2 separate regions of the Homo sapiens genome follow, and region 1 is linked to region 2. A link is a contact called in ENCODE Hi-C or POLR2A ChIA-PET data. All regions are on one chromosome and are shown on one strand. The core of a region is the stretch at or near the end of the contact, and the rest is flanking DNA. Distances in the headings are between cores, read along the strand shown.

Region 1 (2,700 bases), core at 201-2,700, 2.0 Mb before region 2:
ACTGGAATGAGGTCATTGCTTCAGGCTAGTGGGAGAATATAAGAGAGTTCAAACAGGTTATTTGTTGGGTAAGAACCCCTAAAAGCAAGAGGTTTTTGTTTTGTTTGAAAGCAAAGTCAAACCGATTCTCAAAGTGAATATGATATGATGAAGACAGGATCATTATGAAGCTAGAAACTTGACAACATCACTTTAAAAGCTCAAGCATATGTAACCCACGACTAAAGGCGCTGCAATGTTATGCAATATGACTGTCAGGGGAACGAATTTCCAACCTCATGACTCACTTATTGAACGTTTCCTTCATTAAAAAAAAAATATGAACATAAAAGTGCTATATAAAGATATCTGATATCCAAAGCATGAAAGCACAGCAGCTACTAGGCTAGGAAGAATCTCAAGTTGACATCGTGCCATCAGAGCCACCCTTCCAAGACGGAAAGTTACTCCACTTTTTGAAAAATATGGCCGCAGACACTTCCTGCCCCGAGCTCAGCTCGATCCGACGGTATCTTCCCAGAACTTGGTCCTGAGTGCTCACAAACTGGCAGGAGAGCGAAGGCTCTGTGAAAGGGAAGTAAAAATAATTCCGAAGGAGGCCTCACCGCACCGACTCTGCCTCCCCTTTGCCCTACTGACAGCGAGGTGGCTTCCACCCTGCCCACCTCCAGGCCACCCTCCCCTGACGCCTCGAGGGTGACCTGCGGACTAAAGCCGTCCAGAGTGGCTCAAGCCCACCCACCAGTGCCTGCTCCAGGGGTTTCCCGGTCGCCCCCCTCCCCTGGGGCCATCCGACATGTCCCCGCGACTACACAGCTCTCTCGACCAAACGATTTTCACCAACTTTATTGGCTCCCGCCGGGACCCTCGCCGCCCACCTCCCCGCTAGATGTCACCGGCCCTCCATGACATCCAGCACATTCAAAAGCATTGCGGGACGACCATGAAAAGGGCCTTTGCTGGGGGAGCCAGCTCCCTGAGGGCGGCGTCAGGGTCATTTGCTCTTCGTCTTCTGACTCTCCGTCTTCTTGGGCAGCAGCACGGCCTGGATGTTGGGCAGGACGCCGCCCTGAGCGATGGTCACTTTGCCCAGCAGCTTGTTTAACTCCTCGTCGTTGCGGATGGCGAGCTGCAGGTGGCGGGGAATTATCCTGGTCTTCTTGTTGTCACGCGCGGCGTTGCCAGCCAGCTCCAGGATCTCCGCCGTAAGGTACTCCAACACCGCCGCCAGGTACACCGGCGCCCCGGCGCCCACTCGCTCCGCGTAGTTCCCTTTGCGCAGCAGTCTGTGCACTCGGCCCACCGGGAACTGCAGGCCCGCGCGGGAGGAGCGGGATTTGGCCTTTGCTCGCACTTTGCCGCCCTGTTTCCCGCGACCGGACATGATCACCTCTCGCCTACAACTCCAGAGACGGAGACAAACCGCTCTCGGCGTCCGGTACCGGAATGCAACGTACCGCACCCGAACTGCCTCTACAAACTCTTTACGGCCGCGCGGCAGCCCCTTTCCATTGGCTCTGGTGACCAATGACAGGCAGGCTCCGCTCCCAACTAGCGCTCTGGAAGAGAGACCGCCTCCTCCAGCTCTCTCCAATCAATAGAGCAATCTCCGAATCCTCATTTACATAGCCGCTCACATAAATAACGAGGCCAGCCGGCTCAGTCTTTGGGGACCCAGATGAATTTAGCGGTTACGGGTTTTCCACGACCACGCTCGCTTCCAAGCACATAAACTCGTAGGAAATAAGAAAACATGGTTGGAAACAGAAAACAATCCAGAAGAAGAGCTACAGGGGTTGTCCGTAGACGTTGCTATGCTAAGTGGATGTTCTCATATAATACACCGTACTACTCAGGTAGGTTTCTGTCTCCGCAGCCCGTGCTGCTTAGGCGAAACAACAGCCTGTCCGCGGAATTCTGCCTGCCCAGGACAGGGTCCGTGGACTGTTTCTTATACAAGCGCCTTGCCTCCAGCTAGCTACCCAACAGTGTAGAGACCACCCTGGTCTCCCCGCAGGGTCCTGCGGCTCACAGCCAGCCAATCGTTCACTTTTGAGTCTGAAGCTAGAGTGATGACCAGACGTGAATGCTTCCTGTGCTGACGGGAGGAACAAGCTCGCCTAGCCAAAATATCTTTTGTCTTTGAGGCTATGGGCCTGCAAAGAGCCACTAGGTTTTATTGGAGAGGCCAAAGTCTTGGCCTTGGCTTGCTCCCCGCAAGCCAGGGCGCCACAGATCAGCGGATCGGGTCCTCTGCGAAGACGTGGAGGTCCCCCGGGTCTCTTTGTAAATGAGTCCAGAGACTAAAGTCAGAATGGCAGCTTATTCTTATATACCTGAATTGTGGACCCATGCTTTTTGAAACAAAAAGAGTGTTTCAAGTGTTTTGTTTTAATTAAAAATTACTTTCTCCTAATTCATCGAGGTCATTTCATTTTTACCTGAACATTTTCAGTAACACAGTTAACACCGATACGTGATGTAATGTTGAACGCTTGCTTTTTAAAATAAACATTTTATGTGGATTCATTTACATTTAAAGTAAAGCAAATTTACCTTCTCACTATCCGAATAAAGATTTGACTTCATTGAAATAACATTTTCAAATATTTATGTATATGTCATTACTGCCTAGAACAATGATGAACCCATACTGGGGACTCAATAAATGTCTTCAGAGCTATTGTCATGGTTTAGGCG
Region 2 (3,090 bases), core at 398-2,897:
GAAATTCTTAAAAGGACACCGTTTTAAGATAGTAGATATGTAAATATCTATGTAATTAACCAGGCACAGTGGTTCATGCTTCTCATCCCAATGATTTGGGAGGCTAAGTTGGGAGGACTGCTTGAGCAAAGGAGTTCAAGACCAGCCAGGGCAACATAGTGAGACCCCATCTCTAAAAAATTTAAAATTAGCCAGGTGTGGTGGCATACACCTGCAGTCCCAGCTACTCAGGAGGCTGAGGCAGGAGGACTGCCTGAGCCCAAGAGGTCGAGGCTGCAGTGAGCCATGATCATGCCACTGCACTGCAGCCTGGGCAATAGAGCAAGACTCCATGTGTCTTAAAAAAAAAAAAAAAAAAAAGGACTTGCTTGCTCTGGTGAGTATGGGGAGAGCCTCTCCTCATGTGTAGGAGTGGCAGCATATTCCAGAGTAAAAACATAATAATAAAATAGTGAACACATGCATAGCTACTACTTTATGCAGGCCTTGTTGTAAGTTCTTTACATATATTCAATGTTTTTCTCATAGAAAGACATTCTTAAGACTGTGAAGAGAGAAGAAAAGCAGGAAACAGAATTAAGGTATTTAAGGTACTTAGTCCAGGGCCTGGCACATAGTAGGCACTCATTATTGTTGTTGCCAACAAAAGGTCTCAAGAGAACATTCAGTCCCCTTCCTCCCCCTAGATAACGACCCTCCATATTCTGAAGCATTCACTGAATCTTGCTCCACTATCGTGCAGCCACATTCCCACGGTTGAACAAATCCCACGGAAGACATCAGTAGGAACTACAGCTCTACTCAGGTAGTTAACACCAACCCTGGGCCCCCCAGCTTGGATCCTCAGCTGAGGATATGCCAAAGATAAGCGCCCAGCTCCCTCCTTCTCACTTTCTATCAGTACTCTCTCTTGAGTGTAGATTTGTTTTATTTTGTTTTACTGGAGAAGGGGAGGAGGAGAGGTGGAGGCAAAAAAGGGGAAAGGAAACAGAGAAGGTAAGATGCAGGAATTATTTCAGGTCTCAGTTTGGCAGGGGCTCATATGTAAAGCTATTATGTTCGAGAAATATAAAAGACTAATACTTTTCCTAAAGATTGAAACAGAAACAGTGGTGATTGGACTGGGAATTATACCTCACTTCAATGAACTCCAAAAGAACTTGAGTTGATTGCTGAAGAAGTGAACAAATAGTGATCAATTTGCTGACAACTGTAAAAGCGTATGGGGTGGGTCACAGCCATTATAGCTTCCTGTGGAGTCAGTGGCCAACTCTAGGTTGTTACCCCACTGTAGCCAGCAGAGGTCTCTCTTTTATTAATCTTCAATTTAAAAAAAAAACCTCTGGGTTGTTTATTTCTATTATCCTTTTGAAGTCTCTTTCTAAAGCCAAATAAATAATGAATCATTTGGCCAAAACATCTTCGAATACTGAATCTAGTCACTTAGTAAAAATGAAAGACAAAAATGCTGAGCTACTTGAAGCAAAAGATTCAGTATTCACCTCTAAGCTATTCATTTGCTTAGAAGATTCACGCCAATCGCACAGCCAAAGAGCAAAACATGGGCCAGACTCTAAAACAGCAATGAGCAACTGGCTGAGTATGACAAAGAAAAGGGAGCTCCAGCTAAGACTGGTAGCGGGGTGGAGCAGGAGGCTGGCGAGGTCCACTTCTTCGGATCTCTGGTTCAGTAGCTGACACCAAGCAGGGCTCTTCCTTGAATGCACTCCTTCAAAAGCCTCAGATATACCACTTGTGACCACATCCCCTCTAACGGCCCAAGCACTACACATTACACCCTCCTTACTTAATGAAATCAAGAGTTTTGGTTTTTGAAAACTCGATTGTTTATGTTAAGCAGCATCATGGAGAACTATCAAGGCGAAAGCTTGAACTTTCTTTCCCACGTCCTATTGGGATAACCCCAACATAAGACTAAGGATTTCAATTAATATTAGATAAAGTGAGGAAACAATAAAATTTATTTGAAGCTGCTCAAGTCACTCTCTTATTTTATTTTATTTATTTATTCTTTTGAGACAGGGTCTCAGTCTGTCACCCAGGCTGGAGTGCAGTGGCGTGATCATGGCTCACTATAGCCTTGACCTCCCAGGCTCAGGTGATTCTCCCACCTCAGCCTCCCAAGTAGCTGGGACTACAGGTGCACACCACCATGCCCAGCTAGTTTTTTTGTTTTGTTTTGTTTTTTTTGAGACAGACTCTCACTCTTATTGCCCAGGCTGGAGTGCAGTGGCGTGATCTTGGCTCACCGCAACCTCCTCCTCCTGGGTTCAAGCAGTTCTCCTGCCTCAGCCTCTCGAGTAGCTGGGATTACAGGCACACACCACCACGCTCACCTAATTTTTTGTATTTTTAGTAGAGACGGGGTTTCACCAGGCTGGCCAGGCCAGTCTTGAACTCCTGAGTGATCCACCCGCCTCAGCCTCCCAAAATGCTGGGATTACAGGCATGAACCACTGCTCCCAGCCTAGTTGTTTGTATTTTTAGTAGAGATGGGGTTTTGCCATGGTACCCAGGCTGGGTTCAAGTGATCCACCTGCCTCAGCTTCTCAAAGTGCTGACATTACAGGTGTGAGCTTATTTTATTTTAGTTTAGAGACAAGATCTCACTCTGTCACCCAGGCCTGAGTGGCAGTGGTGGATTATAGCTCACTAAAACTGTGAATTCCTGGGCCCAAGCGATCCTCCTGCTTCAGCTTCCCAAGTAGGTATGACTACAGGTGCTCACCACCATGCCTGGCTTATTTATTTATTTATTTATTTATTGTAGAAATGAGGCCTCACATTGTCCAGGCAGGTCTTCGATGCCTAACCTCGAATGATCCTCTTCGGCCTCCCAAGCAATCCACTTTGGCCTCCCAAAGCACTGAGATTGCAGGCATCAGCCACTGTGCCTGCCAAGTCACCTTTAAATTATCCAGTGGCTTCCCATTGCACTTAAAGTCCAAAATTCCTAATGTGGCTTAAAAAGCCCATCACTCCAGCCACAGCACTCATTCCTTCTGCCATTGGCTCACTGCCCCCCAGCCACAAGCACATTCTTTCAAAGCTCTTCTCTGACTTGCAGCC

What was found. Hi-C counts contacts between places; a loop is a spot of excess contacts on that map. ChIA-PET counts read pairs that join two places held with the same protein, here RNA polymerase II (POLR2A). Pooled maps may share reads with other maps.
Region 1: a map with no recorded cell type shows a loop between it and region 2 (7-fold over the local background). The contact joins the promoter of H2AJ here to the enhancer-like site in region 2. A Hi-C loop is called at or near these places in 2 of 168 maps with a recorded cell type or tissue (OCI-LY7 and naive thymus-derived CD4-positive, alpha-beta T cell), 13 of 37 single-sample maps with no recorded cell type and 19 of 50 pooled maps. POLR2A ChIA-PET finds 5 or more read pairs at or near these places in 3 of 52 experiments (CD4-positive, alpha-beta memory T cell, T-cell and activated B cell).

The regions. Positions count from the first base shown.
Region 1 is chr12:14,773,155-14,775,854 of GRCh38, reverse strand. H2AJ (H2A.J histone) reads right to left here and starts at 1,450. Exons shown (of 1, transcript NM_177925.5): 1 at 831-1,450. The coding sequence starts at 1,384. The coding sequence ends at 995. RefSeq lists enhancers at 340-489, 196-1,112, 1,000-1,159, 1,170-1,499, 1,690-1,899 and 1 more.
Region 2 is chr12:12,735,473-12,738,562 of GRCh38, reverse strand. It overlaps a transcript of APOLD1 not described here. Among named protein-coding and RNA genes, the nearest start is that of CDKN1B, 20 kb to the right of the region's middle. Within about 2 kb of position 1,647, at least 13 of the 41 ENCODE cell types and tissues checked have a DNase peak (open chromatin) inside an H3K27ac peak, as active enhancers do; they include OCI-LY7, where a contact is called at or near this core.